Regions from separate parts of the Mus musculus genome. Here region 2 is linked to region 1. Evidence: chromatin loops called from intact Hi-C (ENCODE). Cell type or tissue: left cerebral cortex. All regions are shown on one strand.

Region 1 (8,000 bases):
TGGCTGAGCTGTCAGTAAACCAGGCGTTAACCATTGAGGGGGAGTATTTACCTGACAACCATGTTCCTATTTCTAGGGAGGAGAGGTGTCAAGTGTGATTGGTACCTGGCTTTTGATAATCAGTTCCAGTATTTGCTCCGACACTATTGGTATGGTCCCCTATACAGTCAGGTTTGCTCCTTGAAGGAACTCTGAGAGGTACCATTTCCTTCTATCAGCAGCCCTGCCCTTGCCTCTTCTTGTGCCTTTACCCATTCAAGAATGAGCACGGTGGATTGGAGTACCACCGGGCTCCGTCTTAGGATACTGTGGCACCTGTGGAATGCTTCATAGGCAGTCCATACTGATTTTTCAAAGAGTGAATACTTGGCGTCTGACCAAGGGAGGCATTTGCAATTAAAGCCGATTGGTTTAATCTGTGGTTGTTTAACAAATATATTCCAACTGCCATATCCCTTTATAAAATGATATCTATTATCACTGTGTTATCTGCATTGATATAAATTAAATTACTAAATTGCTTTCTATATTTTAATATAAATTTTACTGCTTCTTCCTGGTGTGGTTCCCAGGAGAAATCAGATGCTTTTTGTACTATGCTGATAATGGTTAGAGCAACAATTGCAGGTATGGTATATGTTGCTTCCAATACCCAGATAAACCTATTAAATACTGGGTTTCTGTCTTATTCTGAGGTCTTGGTAATTTTTTTTAAAGTTGTTAATTACTTCTTGGGGAACAGATGGTCCTCTAGTTGACCAGTGTACTCCAAGGAATTTAACTTCCTCTGCTGGTCCCCTTACTTTGTCTTTATTAATTGTCCATCCTTCATTTGTTAAGTGTGCAATTAAGTCTGCTATTGTTTTATGTATTATTTGTTTGTTGTTTGCTATCAATAGGAGATCATCTACATATGAAAAGATTTTTACTTCTTCTGTTGTGTGGAATGAATCTAAAGCCCAACTCAAAGCATTGTGTGCTATAATTGGCTGGTTTTGTATCCTCGTAGAACTCTAGTAAATTGATATTGCTTCTCTTCCCATGAGAATATGGTGATTTCTCTAGAGTTGGGATGTAGGGGAATGCCAAAGAACATGTCTGCTTCTATATATAGCTCTGTGGTGGCTAACCATTTAGGTGCCACCTGTCTGATACATCTGGTAATTGTCCAGGCATCTACTCTGATAGGTTATTTATGTTCCATAAATCTACCGTGAATCTCCATTTGCCATCCGGTTTCTTTACTGGCTAAATGGGGCTGTTGTAGTTAAAGCTTTGTGTTTGTTCTATAATAGCTTCTTTTAATAACATTTGAATGGTGTCCTTTACTTCCTCTATCCCACCTCTTCATACCTATTGTGGTATGAAAGAGGGTGGCATTTTACGTAGTTCTACCTGTGGGATTTTGACTGTAGCCAATGGTATCTTTGGTATTCTTTTATAATTCAAAAATTTCAGAAATAATTTGTATGTTATAGGTATCCCTATGACATTTTCTGGGGCACTGCACAGAACGAAATCAAGTTCATAGTTTTTATCACATACTTGCAATATTAATATAGTTATGGGGGTTATGACTTTGCCTCCAACTCCCTCTACTTCTATGTAGCCTTTAATCTTGCCTGTATTCAATATCCGTACTTCATCTAGGGCATATATGTTAATTTCACTACCCATGTCCAACAGCCATTTAACTACTTTGGTGGTGCCATCGGAGTATGATGGGTAGTGCTATTCTGGGTTTTAGATGTTGCATCCCTGAGGTTGAAAGAGACATCCTTGTCCTTTCAGGTTGTTCCTGAATGGCAGCATGTTCATGGGTCTCACCCCTACATTTGGCCTTTGGTTGTTGAATCCTGGGTAAGGGGGCCCTCAGCTGTTGGGCCCCCTTTGCCCTAAAAGGGCCTATGAGGAACTTGCCCAAACAAGTGTCTGGTGGGATTCCATGGTTTGCTTGGTCCTGATCTAATTGGGAGGTTGGTATTTCTCCTTCCAAATGCTCTTAGATTTTTAAGCCTTCTCCTCATTTTGTTAAATTTCTTACCTTTTATGGGTAGGGATACTGCCTTCTCTGAGTCTAACTCTCTGTATGATCTTAAGAAGTCTATGGCATCTGCCATAGTTTGGCATTCTTGCAGTGGTCCTGCTAGGCCATCCTGAGAAGTTATGAAGCTCCTTTTAACAGGATTTTCCTAAGCTGGGCCAATATTGGTGCTGCCTGTGGGGCGGGTACCTGATTGTAAATGAAGTAGAGTACTCCTAATTTTCTTGCTAACTGATTGCTTCCTGTGAATTATTCCATTTTGCTGAGGCCTCAAACTTAGTTATATCTAAGGAGGAGAACGCATATCTCCAAGCTGCATTTATCCAATCATGCAGTAGATGATTGGATAAATCTCCTTGGGTACTGTCTAAAATGTGCTCTAGAGCATTGAACATGACAGGATTTTCCACCATGTTCCTAATTTTGCTCATCTCTTGGTCTGATGTTATTGTATCTGCTCCCTTCTCCTACAGTCTTACTATGTAGGGCGCATTTTTCATGTCGTTCTGGGCATAATCCTTTCTAAGTTCTTTAAGTTCCTGTGGGGTATACGCTCTGGTTTCCATTATCATCTCTGTGGGGCCAGCGTGTCTGGAACTCTTACCCGCATCAGAAGCCCGGAGGCTGTCACTGGTAGTTGTTGCGTCCGCCTCGACCAGCAAGGAAAACGCAACCACCAGTTCTTAATGCAGTTTATTCAGACAGCTTCTCTCTTCAACTCCCCGGAGCCTCCAGCCTCAGGTACAAGCGTTTTTTATGCGCTCAAGCCACAACCACGCCTCAACCAATCACTGCAGGTCACATCACCTCACCAGGCAGGCTTGCTCAGCCAATCAGGGATTAAGGGCGAGTCATCCACCAAATATGGGCTTGTTTACTGCCTGGCACAGATTTCTGTCAGGTGCCATCTTAGGGTGCGGCCTGGGCTGGCCAGGGAGTTCGGAATGGCTTCCCACAGGTAGTGACACACTGGTCCTGACTCTAGGGCATTTTTGAAAGGGTTGGAGTCCGTCGTTTTGTGATATTCATGGTTAGCCTTTTGACCATAAGTCAAATCGACTTATCCAAATCGACTATAGTCTTCATGAGTATACTAGGTACTCCTTTTTGTGGTGCTCTATGATAAGTTCCACCTGCTGTACTGCTGTCGATGGGACATCAGTTTTAACTTCCTTGCACTTAGTCTTATTCTTAACTATGTGGTTAGTACCCTGCCAAGCTCTTTCCACCGAGTCAGAGGCTTCTACGTCCTCTAATTTTATCTTTTTCATACCCTTGATGAGCCTTTTTAGTCTGCTCGAGATGTTTATAGCTACGTGGTACAGTGCCTTTATTGTTTTCTTTTTAAAATACCAGGTGATATTACTTCTTAGTGGATTATTCAATAATTCATTAAATAATTTATCTGCCCATCTCACTAGTCTTTTTGCCAGCCACTCCCTCATTCGACTTAGAGGCTTCTACCCTCACCCTCAGCTCTTCCTCCAACCTGGATCCCTTGGGAGCATCAGAGTTGGCTTTGAGGTGATGGGCCCAGGCTCTCCTAGCTCCTTTGGTCTACTTGTCTGCACTATTTACCTGCTCTTCCTCACTTTTTGGATCAGAGTTGGCTTCAAGGCGTCATAAGACGGGCCAGTGTCTGCTGAGTACAGACTAGGCTCCCCACTGGCTATTTGGTCTACTTGTCTGTGCCTATTTACCCACTCTTCCTCATCACCTTTCGGATCAGAGTTGCCTTGGAGACATCATAGACGTTCGACTTCACGGCCAGAGGTTCTCTGCTTCAGACTAGGAGCATAACTAAATTCTACCGCCTGGTAAATGGCCCGCAATTTAAAGCGGAGACACTAGGTGGTGGTATGCAGCTGCTAAATGGCTGTTAGCATGTCCGAATTCTAGCATGTCCGCAAATTAAAGCATGACCTAAACGACTGCTTAAGCGGCTAAGTGAAGGCTGCTAAGCAGGGTCCCAGCTATTTCCCAGCTACCGATTTATGCCAACTGTTGTGAAACTGTCGTGAATCGGGATTAATGACAAGCAAAAAGGAAGTCCCAGACTCAGAGGTTTGGTTATAACAGCTTATTTATTTATAAGTAGCAATAATCAAGTGATGAAATGGGATCACACTCCTACACACACACACACACACACACACACACACACACACACACACACACACGCTTCACTAACCTCCTGTCTGGCTGATGTTGTAGCCTGGCCCAATGATGGAGCATCAGGTAAGGTCCGAGACTTCTCCTTCTTGGATCTTGCTGGAGCTGGGTCCGCATGGAGCGGGCTTGTTCTCATTTGGTGGCAAGCGTTCCAGTGGACTCAATTCTCAGCATCTCTGTTGGCCTCCAGGATTGAGTGAGTGTGTCACAGTGCCAGACCAGGGTTTTTAAGCTAATTTTAACCAATCATAACTAAGGCGTTCACACATTACTTCACAGGGCTTCTACCTTATCATACTCACTCACACACTCTTGGCTTGGTTTCCATGGTTACATGATCATACTCACGCTCACACCATGGTGTCGGCTCAACTCTATCGTGCACTTCAGCTAGACTTTGAAACTTTTTATTTATAAAGTCTAAACTGGGCATGGTGGCATACACTTGCAACCCCAGTACTCATAAAGCAGAGGCAAGAGAATCACTACAACTCCAAGGCCAAATACAAGACCCTATCTCAAAAAAACAAAACAAAACAACAGATGTTATTTCTAAATAAATTTCAGCTATTTATACTTTTCAAAAACACACTTAAAATAATGTGAATCACTATAAAGTATTACAGTTTCTAACAAAAATAGATAACAAGGCAACAAAGAATAAAAATCCCAGGATGCTACTTATAGCTCCTTGTGAGTTCCTTTCTTCATTTTGTGCTTGGTTTAGTAGATTATTATACAAACACCCATGGTGGTTGTATTAATATTCTATAATGTCACTTATGACATGAAGATAAGAGACATCAGGAACATGGAGAAAATCTCTTTCCAATGTGTTCTACTATTGTCATAAAACTAGTAAGATCAGGGTTAGTACACATTCCCTGTGTTGTTTTGATATTAGGAGACCTATTCATAGGTGATTGCAACTGTGAATGTCTCTGAGATATGTCAGATACAATCTTGGGACAGGTGCATTCCATAGGGGTATTTAATGCCTATGTTTTACTTATTTTTTTTCATGCCTATGTTTTAAAATGTACCTTTTATTTAGTTGTTTCCTAAAGTATTTTCCTACTAATTTAAAATGTACTTGTGTATATTTTAAGTATCCTGACCTCATAACTACACAACACCAGGAATGTGCCTATGTCTTACTATTTCCCAGTAAGTGACTTAGAGACTCTTCTTGGGCACTCTTATCATTTCCCTTTTTATATTTAAGGGGATCTTTCCCGAGATGGAAGATCATTTAGTACATGCCTCTGCAATTCAAATTTAGAGTATTCGATAATACACCAGAATTTATTTTGCAAATATCTTTGGTATTCTTTTTTGTTGCTAAATAGAAGGTGGGGAGCTAAATTTGTGTCTTCACTGTCTCTAGGCATATGAGAAAGGGGCTTAAAAATTCAGAAACATAGCTTTAGAGAAAGTGCTAATGTTGTGAGCATTGCTTGATTTTGCTTCGTGAATATAAAAATAGGAAAGGAGGAGACTGTGTAGATTCTGGGCATCAAATAGTCATCTCTGTCCCTTTGGCATGAACTTCAACTCACTGGCAGGATTTTTTCTTAGCCACCTTATGTCACAAGGGCTGTTGACAGAATAAACACAGGAGCTAGTGCTATAAAAACCTGTTCCGCTCACCTTGTGGGTCTTAGTAAGATCCCACAGAGCTAAGCTAACCAGGATACCAAAATACAGAGCTGAATTTCATGATGAGTCTGTATCCAAAGCACTTTTCCTTAATTTTTAACTATGATATTTTTCAAGTCAACAACAATATTGTGATCTATAGACAAGAGATGGACATAAATAATGCTCAGCTTGTAACCGAGACACATGACAGTCCAGGGTTGAGCCTTTGCCTACTGCGGCTTTGTAAGAGAAATAGGTGTCATGTGGTCAAGGGGAGCCTGCTTCCAGAACTTCCCTGTGAAGAGAGGTTTGAGAGATCGGTGAACCACAAAGATCACACTGAGAAGGAGCTTGGCTTTCTCATTTCAGAGCAGAGCTGTTTAACAGAAAAAGAGAAGAGGTCCGATTCAGGTGATGCTTTGGTTTTGGAGGCACATGGTGAGAACTGGCTGCCTGGGTTAGCCTGAAAGCTGCAGCCTACGACTCCTGCTATGTGCAGGCTATAAAGATGCCTCGTCTTGATAATTTCAAGTAGCAGAAGAAAGTAAAGATGATAAAACCACAGCCACATATGGCCAAGCTGCGAGTGAAAGCAGAACAGTTATGAACATGGGTGCACAAGTTAAAGTAAGCAGGTCCCAGAAATAGCTGGTGCTGGCTGAGAAAGAAAGACAAGGAGCTGCCAAAGAAGAGGGCCATGTTCTTCTTGGACCTTCCAGAGCAAAGATGCTGATTCTGTTCAATCAGTGGCTGAAATCCAATGGGCTTTCTTTAAATAACTGATGACCAACAAGAGCCCTCATTTCCACCTTCTCCGTTACGTATGCACCTTGATGGCTGGGGCAGCTGTGGATAACATCAAGTTCTCAGACCAATGTGTAGGGAAGCTTTGGACTCAGCTTTCAAGAGCCCTGAGCCAGCTATCCCAAAAGTCAATTCAGCCACATAAGTAGCCGAGGATGGCCTTGTCAGACACCAATGGGAGGAAAAGCACTTAGTCCTGGGAAGACTCAGTGCCCCAATGTAGGGGAATGCCAGGGTGGGAATGCAGGAGTGGGTGGGTGGGGGAGCATTGTCATAGAAGCAGGGAGAGGGAGGTTTCCCAAGGGGAAACTAGGAAAGGGGATAACATTTGAAAAGCAAACAAATAAAACATCCATTTTTTTTTTAAAGTCAATTCAGAGTGTCCCCCTGGGGCCAGAAGGGTGCTGGAATCTCCTCTAGAGATTCTGTGGTGGGCTCTGTGCTCTGAGCTCTCTTTTCTTTGCTGAGTCACAGCTCAGAAAGCAAACATCCAAGGAGGCATCGACTTTTGTGCATGATTCTGACAAAGTCGTCTCAGCCAAGCAGGCCTGTTGGGTGTGTAAATGCGATCCGGCCTGCCTTTCCAGCCTCAGCAGCAGAACTGCATGCCCATATTTATTGCTGTTGCTATTCTAAGGGCTGGATGACGTTTTTCTCCCCTTGTGGCTGAGCACTGCCCGTTCATCTTTCACCACTCCCTCCAAGTCTACAGGGATAAACCCAGAGATACAAATAGATTCTATCAAGAGGAAAGCTAAAATGAAACATTCCTAAGCTTTTCCAGACAAATGCGCATTGTGCAATCAAATCTTTCAGTAATGCCACCCTGCTTTAGAATGTGTGCTGTTAGCACCCCACTACTACCCTAAACAAGGATTTTCAAAGAGGAGTGGAAACACAGCAAAGGGTGGAAAAACAATTCCATTGGTCATCTCAGCTTGGCTGAAGAGGAAACAACTCCATTGCTCATCATGGCAAATGTTGACTTTTGCACTGTTGGGTTCTGGGAATGTTCACATGTTGCCAGAAGGCTTCAAGATTTTCCATTCACCTATGTGCAACCTCAGTCTCTCCACTCTTCCAATGACATTCCTATGATGTGAAGGGAGCAACCAATAAGCTACAAACACCCTAATTAAGGGTACAAGGGTACAGGGTACAGGGAAATGGCTCCTGGGGAGTAACTGTATACATGTTTCCTAAATAAAAAACTTAGACACATAAATAACCAATTACAAAATGCATTGGGTGATACACCAGAGAAGAGAGATTCTGATTTAACTACTAACTGCTCTTCATTACCACCTGGAAAAATCTTTCATCACCCTTAAGCCTCCAT
Region 2 (8,000 bases), 320 kb after region 1:
TCCATCCCATAATCAGCCACCAAACCCAGACACTATTGCATATGCCAGCAAGATTTTGCTGAGGTGACCCTGGTATAGATTCTCATATGAGGCTATGCCAGTGCCTGGCAAATACAGAACTGGATGCTCACAGACATCTATTGGATGGAACACAGGGCCCCTAATGGAGAAGCTAGAGAAAGCACACAAGGAGCTGAAGGGGTTTGCAACCCTATAGGTGGAACAACAGTATGAACTAACTAGTACCCCGAGAGCTCGTGTCTCTAGTTGCATATGTAGCAGATGATGGCCTAGTTGGCCATCACTGGGAATTGAGGCCCCTTGGTATTGCACACTTTATATGCCCCAGTACAGGGGAATGCCAGGGCCAAGAATTGGGAATGGGTGGGTAGGGGAGCAGGGTGGGGGGAGGGTATAGGGAACTGTCAGGATAGCATTTGAAATGTATATAAAACACATGAAACTGAAGAAGAACGAAGACCAAAGTGTGGACACTTTGCTCCTTCTAAGAATTGGAAACAATCACCCACAGAAGGAGTTACAGAGACAAAGTTTGGACCTGAGACAAAAGGATGGACCATCTAGAGACTGCCATATCCAGGGATCCATCCCATAATTAGCCTTCAAACGATGACACCATTGCATACACTAGCAAGCCTTTGTTGCAAGGACCGTGATATAGCTGTCCCTTGTGAGACTAGGCCGGGGCCTAGCAAACACAGAAGTGGATGCTCACAGTCAACTATTGGATGGATCACAGGGCCCCCAATGGAGGAGCTAGAGAAAGTATCCAAGGAGCTAAAGAGATCTGCAACCCTATCGGTGGAACAACATTATGAACTAACCAGTACCCCAGAGCTCTTGACTCTAGCTGCATATGTATCAAAAGATGGCCTAGTCGGCCATCACTGGAAAGAGAGGCCCATTGGTCAGGCAAACTTTATATGCCCCAGTACAGGGGAACACCAGGGCCAAAAAATGGGAATGGGTGGGTAGGGGAGTGGGGGGGGGTGTGGGGGGGACTTTTGGGATAGCATTGGAAATGTAATTGAGGAACATACGTAATAAAAAAATTTTTTAAGTATCTAATAAAAAAAACCAGAATTTGTTTAATGTAAAATGGCCTTAAATGTTATTACAGATTTAATAGAAGTTAGTTGAGAATAAATACAACAAAATACTGTCAAAGAATTCTTTCTTTACTCTAAGTGTGTTATATATCTTTTTTTATCAGAATGCTTATTAAAAATATAGACTGATGCTTAAATTTCACTCTGGGTGCATGCTGACTTCCAAACAGATTCTTCACAATACACTTTGTACAGGAGCTGTAAAAAGAAATGACCACTGAGATGATACCATTTCAACATTATTTACAATTCTATCAACACTCACAGAGGTGGATATCATGGGCCTAACACCTCAAGACATTGTTTTGCACTTCCATAATTGTTTTATATTTGAGCTATGGAGATCACTTTTCAAAGCCCAACTTGTTCTTAACAAGTAGAGTTTTTACATCCATTTATTGAGTCTTTCCGTTTTCTAGACCAATTCATCTGCAGACAGGAGGAGAAACTGTCACCACATTCTTCATGTCATATATCCATGTGACTCTCAATCCTCATATGCTGTGCTGTCCCTAAGATATATGGAGTGACTCACAGCAAGGCCTCGGAGATGAGGAAGTTCGAAATGGAGGAGACCACATCCTTACATGTCTTCTGCTTCATCTCCTGGGGTTCATCTTCGGTGTGAAACTCTTGAACCAGAACCTTGCAGCTCTGCCTCCAAAGCTTGCAGGCATGGCACCCTGCTCACCTAGTGTCTTAAGAAAGTGGATGCTCACAGTCATCTACTGGATGGAACACAGGGCCCCCAATGGAGGAACTAGAGAAAGTACCCAAGGAGCTGAAGGGATCTGCAACCCTATAGGTGGAATAACAATATGAACTAACCAGTACCCCCAGAGCTCGTGTCTCTAGCTGCATATGTAGCAGAAGATGGCCTAGTTGGCCATCATTGGGAAGAGAGGCCCCTTGGTCTTGCAAACTTTATATGCCCCAGTATAGGGGAACACCAAGGCCAAGAAGTGGGAGTGTGTGGGTAGGGGAGCAGGGTAGGGGGAGGGTATAGGAGATTTTTGGGATAGCATTTGGAATGTAGATGAAGAAAATATCTAATAAAAATTGAAAAAAAAAGAAAGCTATTATACAAAAGCCTATTGTTATGTATATTCATTCACTTGATGACTGGTGATTCATTAAATGTATACTAATTAGTACCTCCATATACTGGAGAACGAGTTTCACAATACAATTATAGAGAGACTAGAGTGACCCAGAACCTGCCCTCTGAGGCGTGCAGCTTTTCTAGAATCTGTCTCGTTGCCTCTACCAGGAACAGTTTGGTCAAAGCCGTGTATGCTTGCCTGAGCCCTTCCAACAAATCTGCTCTTGATGTGATGTCTCCAAGCCTCTGGTCACCAGAAGCAGCTCTTTACTTAACGTGAGATCTGGGCCTTCTTCTGTTATAAATTCTCATCTGGGGCCAAAGCCAACGTCCTCATTTTTAGGATCTGGCCTCCCTCTCCTCATCCATCCTCTCAGCTCCAGATCCCTCCTGCCAACCACACCACCTTCAAACAGAAACCACAGGACCTTTGTACTGGCCACCAACTCCGCCTTGATGATCACCCCTCAAACCCCTCACTCCCTTTTCTCCTATTTTATCCATGTGGCCTTTCCTAACAACCTCGAGCAAAATCTCAAGCCTCTCTGTCCCACATTGGAACCATATCCTTATCCTCCCTGCTTTGTTCCCCTTCCTCAAGATCACTTGCCACCATCGGGCAGGCACGCTGTAAGCAGGAGTTCGCGTCCATGCATGTTGTCCTACTGAATGGAGTGCAAGCCCCATGAAAAGCAGGGACTTCATTCTGTTTTCTCTGTAATTGCCAGAGCCTAAAACAGCACGTACCACCCATCTGTCAGATAAAATCTCACTTCTATCAAGTGTCTTCTCACTCTTTGGGATCCTGGTTCCTGATATGGGAAGCCCTTGTATTAAATCCATAGTCTAGGAAAAAGAAGAGCCTATCCCATGAAATTTGGGACAGGGCTGGCTTCACAAGCTCAGAAGCATCCTGTACTTAGTTTGATGCTATCAGTTACTGGTTAGATACAATTTTCAAAACATAAGAAAATCAAGAAGAAGGAAGACCAAAGTGTGGATACTTCATTCCTCCTTAGAATAGGGAACAAAACACCCATGGAAGGAGTTACAGAGACAAAGTTTGGAGCTAAGACAAAAGGATGGACCATCCAGAGACTACCCTACCCGGGGATCCATCCCATAATCAGCCACCAAACCCAGACACTATTGCATATACCAGCAAGATTTTGCTGAAAGGACCCTGATATAGCTGTCTTGAGTGAGGCTATGCCAGTGCCTGGCAAGTACAGAAGTGGACGCTCACAGTCACCTATAGGATGGAACACAGGGCCCCCAGTGGAGGAGCTAGAGAAAGTACCCAAGGAGCTGAAGGGGTCTGCAACCCTATAGGTGAAACAACAATATGAACTAACCAGTACCCCCAGAGCTCATGTCTCTAGCTGCATCTGTAGCAGAAGATGGCCTAGTCGGCCATCATTGGGAAGAAAGGCCCCTTGGTCTTGCAAACTTTATATGCACCAGTACAGGGGAACGCCAGGGCCAAGAAGTGGGTAGGGGAGCAGGGCAGGGGGAAGGTATAGGGAAGTTGCAGGATAACATTTGAAATGTAAATAAAGAAAATATCTAATAAAAAAAGTTACTAGTTTTAAACTCTTAATAATTTGGCAGTAAAGGGTATTCCTCTTGTTCTTGGCCCTATAAATATGATGTAGCTGGAACTGGTTTGACACTTTGAAGTTAGATATCCCCTGAGTGTGAGTGAGAGTCCCCTGAGATGACAAAGGATGTTCAGTCTTCAAGATGCGCAACCACCCTAACAAGTCTCAGCAGCTATCCCATCACCGTCATTTAAGGAATGGAGCACGTGAACTATGCTATTCCCATCATGGTAGGAAATCTTCAGATTTAATAACCCTTTAGTTTCAAAACTAACTCCTCTAGATTAGCTTCCATTTTAAATAGCCAGGCAGGTTCCACACCAGTAAGAGCGGGGGAGATGTTCTGAGATTTGACCTTAAATATTAATGGAGAAATAATAGAGGGGGGCTGAGCCAGGAAAGGGGATGCTCAGGAGTGCTGGCACAAAGCAAAAAGCAGAGCTGAAACAAGGAACCTCTGCTGCCCTCTGCTGGCTCCTGACCAAAGTGCCCTGTGTGTGCAGTACTGGCCAGATGGAGTGGACAGTCAGAAAAATCAGGAAGTTGCAGTTAAGTAACAGTTTCAGTCCTACTCCACCTAACACAGTAAGCTACGAACCAGTGTGGTGCGGCTACTCCACCTAACACAGTAAGCTACGAACCAGTGTGGTGCGGCTACTCCACCTAACACAGTAAGCTACGAACCAGTGTGGTGCGGTGTCTTCGGGAATCCGAGGAAAAGCCTGACGTAGAAGAGTTTTACTAAAGGTTCATTTGAATTTTGTATTCCCTTTTGTTTGTTATTTTTTGTGTCTAATGAGGAGCTTGTCTGTCTGTCTGTCCTAAGAGAGGGTCTTATACCTCGAGCTGCCTGGGGCTTGCTATGTAGCCCAGGCTGGCTTCAAATTGACAATCATCCTACCATAGCCTAAGTGCTGAGACTGTAGGCATGCACCACCATGCACAGCCTGAATTTGTTCTCGAAAACAAAGATTCAAATGAAGAAGAGAAGGAAGACCAGAACCAAAACTAGAAGTAGAAGGAGATGTTTTCAGAGGAACAAGAACAGGCACACAGAGAGGAAGCTGAGGCCACCTAATATTTCAAATACTAAGCTCTGCCTACGTCTACATAAAGCAATCAATACCTCCTTGCAGGCAACGAATAATAGCAACATCCAAAGAATGAGGACTTTGGGGTTAGACATTTAACTCAGGAAGCCTCCTTTTTCACATCTCTGTGGAATGGAAAGTATCCAGGCCAAATGCAACCCAACCCCCTCCCTCACCCTCACCCCCACCCCAGCCCCTGCCCCAGGGGCAGCAGTAATACAATTGAGGACCTTCTAGACAACAGTTCACCTTAGCACCCATGAGTTTGTAAAGCAGCCCTGTCTAGACCACACCAAGACTCGTGACATCTAGACAGGGCATAGCCCCCAAAGTAGAGAATGTGTTTGATCCCAGCACTAAAAAAGCAAATGGATCCTCAAGCGCAAAATCCATGGAGTGGGAAGGACTTGGGGATTCCCTGAGCAGTGCCCATTCTGAATGGCCTACTGCAAGCCATTAGGATACATACTTGTAATAAAGAATGTCCAGGTCACTAGCTCACTGGCCACCAGTCTAACCAGTTGGTGAGTTCCAAATTCAGTGAGAGATTGTCTCAGAAAAGAATAATAGAGGAGACTGTGGTAGTTTGAAAAAGAATGGCCCCCATAGGCTCATATATTCGATTGTTTGCTCATCAGGGAGTATACTACTTGAAAGTGATTAGGAGTTGTAGCCCTGTTGAAGAAGGTGTGGCCTAGTTAGAGAAAGTGTGCCACTAGGGGATTGGGGGAAGATGTGGGCTTTGAAGTTTCAAAAGCCCAAGTCAGGCCCAGTGGCTTTCTCTTTCATACTGCCTATAGATCCAGATGTAGAACTCTCAGCTACTTCTCCAACACCATGTCTACCTTTGTGCAGTCATCCCCACCATGATGATAATGGACTAAACTTTTGAAAATGTAAGCCAGCTCCAATTAAATGCTTTCTTTTATAAGGTTTGTCAGTGTTACTAACATGATGTCATAAACTTCATTTTAGGACCAGGCCTGACTTCAAAAGGAAAATCATCCATTCCAGGAACTGACCATAAATGCCACTCCCAACCCCCCCAGTTCCAGCTCCAGAAACAGACCATAAATTCTAGGGACAAGACCATAAAATCCCCCACCCAAAAAAAAAAAAGAAAAGAAAAAAAGAAAAAAGCCTGAAGATAACCACAAGAATGGTAAACTATCTTATCTCAGGATGACCCATCTGTGCTGGACAGCCTTATATGGTTTAGGTATTTCATCCTGTGATTAAACACCCATGACACAGGAATGCTGTTCATTGACCACCTGGACACAAGCCATGTAAACTGACCCATGTAACATCTCTGGCTTCCACCAATAAAGTTTTAGATTACCTAACCCTAGCTAAAATCCTCCTGCTCCCTATAAAAAGACCTGCATGCTTTTGTCTTCACCACTTTTGTAAGTGTCTAACCGCTGCATGCAGGGTTCTTGCTTTCACAAAATAAAAACACTCTTGCCAATTGCATGTGTGAGTGGTGGTGTCTGTGCAGCACTTTCATATTTAACAGTTACTGTGTCTCCTTACAGAAATCAAACAGTGACTGAGACAGAAAGCAACCACAGAAGACCCCCAACTTCTGGCCTTTACATGCATGCGCGCGTGTGCACATGTGTACAAACACACACACACACAGTCTACAAAAGAGACTTAAAGGCTATTTCTGCTAAAAATCCTGCTAAAAGTACTAACTCTTCATTTGGGCCTATAGATGCCTTCTTGGTAACTAAAATGAGGAATAAGCTTGACATTCTACCTTCATTTAGTATTCATCTGCTTGTATGTATAGCCTTATAAATTCACATGAGATTCCTGACTCACTCTCAAAGCCCAAGGATAGGCCCATATCCTACTGTCAACCATTTAAAGGAGAGTCATTTGAAGCTGCCAATATACTATCTACCTTCATGGTTGAAGACACCAAGATTAGAGTAACTAAGATGTTATCAACTACCAGCTTTTACATCCTGTTCTGCACTCCTACAGGTGGCACCGAGAAGTCCACTGTCATTACCTCTTCCAGGAGCTGACCAGTCTTCTAAACAGGTCTCTCCAAAACGATACTGTTCTCCTAATCAGGAGTAACCATCTGATAGGATCAAGGGGCAGTAGGTAACACCCTGTCAAGTGATTATGGCCCTTAACTGTGGGTATCAGAAGGAGATGCCCCTCTAACCGCCAAGTAGCAACAATTTTTGGCACTGATAAAACCATGTGGCCAGAATTGAGATCACGACCAACCAGATCACTGTTTGACAAGACTCCTTGACTGTACTTCTTGTCCCCCCCCTATAAAGTCTAGAGTTCAGTACTGGAGAGATGATCCATGGGTTAAGAATGCTTGCTACTCTTCTAGATGGCCTGAATGTGGTTCCCAGCACCCACATTGTGCAGCTCTCAACTGCCTGAAACTTTCAGCTTCAGGGGAACTGACAGTCTTTGTGTGTCACACACAAACACACACATAAATGTCGGGTGATTTTTTCTGTGTTCTGTGTAAAGATTGTATTATTCAAATGCTGATTTCTGTACTGACAGAGATCTAACTACCTACCTAGCTTTGGTATTGTTATTTTTATGAAGCATCACTTGTCTCAGAGTTCTGTAATCATAGTCTCCATCACCATTTTATTGGTCAATAGAGAGCTGAACAGCCTATAACAAAGAAGGAAAGGACAAGTGAGACTTCCATGCAGAGTTAGGAACTCTGGGAAAGAGTCAAAGGCAGGTGATTTGCCACCAGACATGAAGGAAGAAGCAGTTGCCCATACTCAGGAGTTAATCAGAATGCAGAATGCAGATTAGTCTAAATGGTAAAATTTTAAGTATAAGAGTCAATTGAGAAAAAGCCTAAGCTACAGACAAGCATTCAAAATTAATAGGTATCTATGTCATTACTTGTGTGGCTAGTAGGTCTAAGACAAGCTGGTAGTACACAAATAAATAAAATAAAATAAAATAAAAATTTTAATTACTTTTTTAATTGCACAAGGATCACCGCCACACATGATAGCCTGTGTGCTGCTCTGAATTCACAGCTAACATCCACCTCATCCTCCAAGTTGCT

What was found. Peaks named below come from ENCODE experiments on the same cell type or tissue, not always from the same donor. Only the 100,000 strongest peaks of a DNase experiment are listed, where the experiment ranks them.
Region 2: a loop joins it to region 1, with 8 times the contacts of the local background. A loop is called at or near these places in 29 of 42 quality-filtered maps.

Annotation. Positions count from the first base shown.
Region 1 is chr1:17,119,515-17,127,514 of GRCm38, reverse strand. It overlaps Gm31982 (a long non-coding RNA gene), which reads left to right and starts at 2,947. Exons shown (of 4, transcript XR_865203.2): 1 at 2,947-3,002. It overlaps Gm28783 (a long non-coding RNA gene), which reads right to left and starts at 6,918. Exons shown (of 2, transcript XR_373222.2): 1 at 4,236-6,918. In left cerebral cortex, CTCF peaks have their summits at 3,894 (motif pointing right) and 7,318; DNase peaks (open chromatin) are centred at 3,885, 4,464, 6,457 and 7,279; H3K27ac peaks cover 1,207 bases.
Region 2 is chr1:16,794,819-16,802,818 of GRCm38, reverse strand. No RefSeq gene overlaps it. Among named protein-coding and RNA genes, the nearest start is that of Ly96, 110 kb to the right of the region's middle. In left cerebral cortex, a CTCF peak has its summit at 4,302 (motif pointing left); a DNase peak (open chromatin) is centred at 4,306.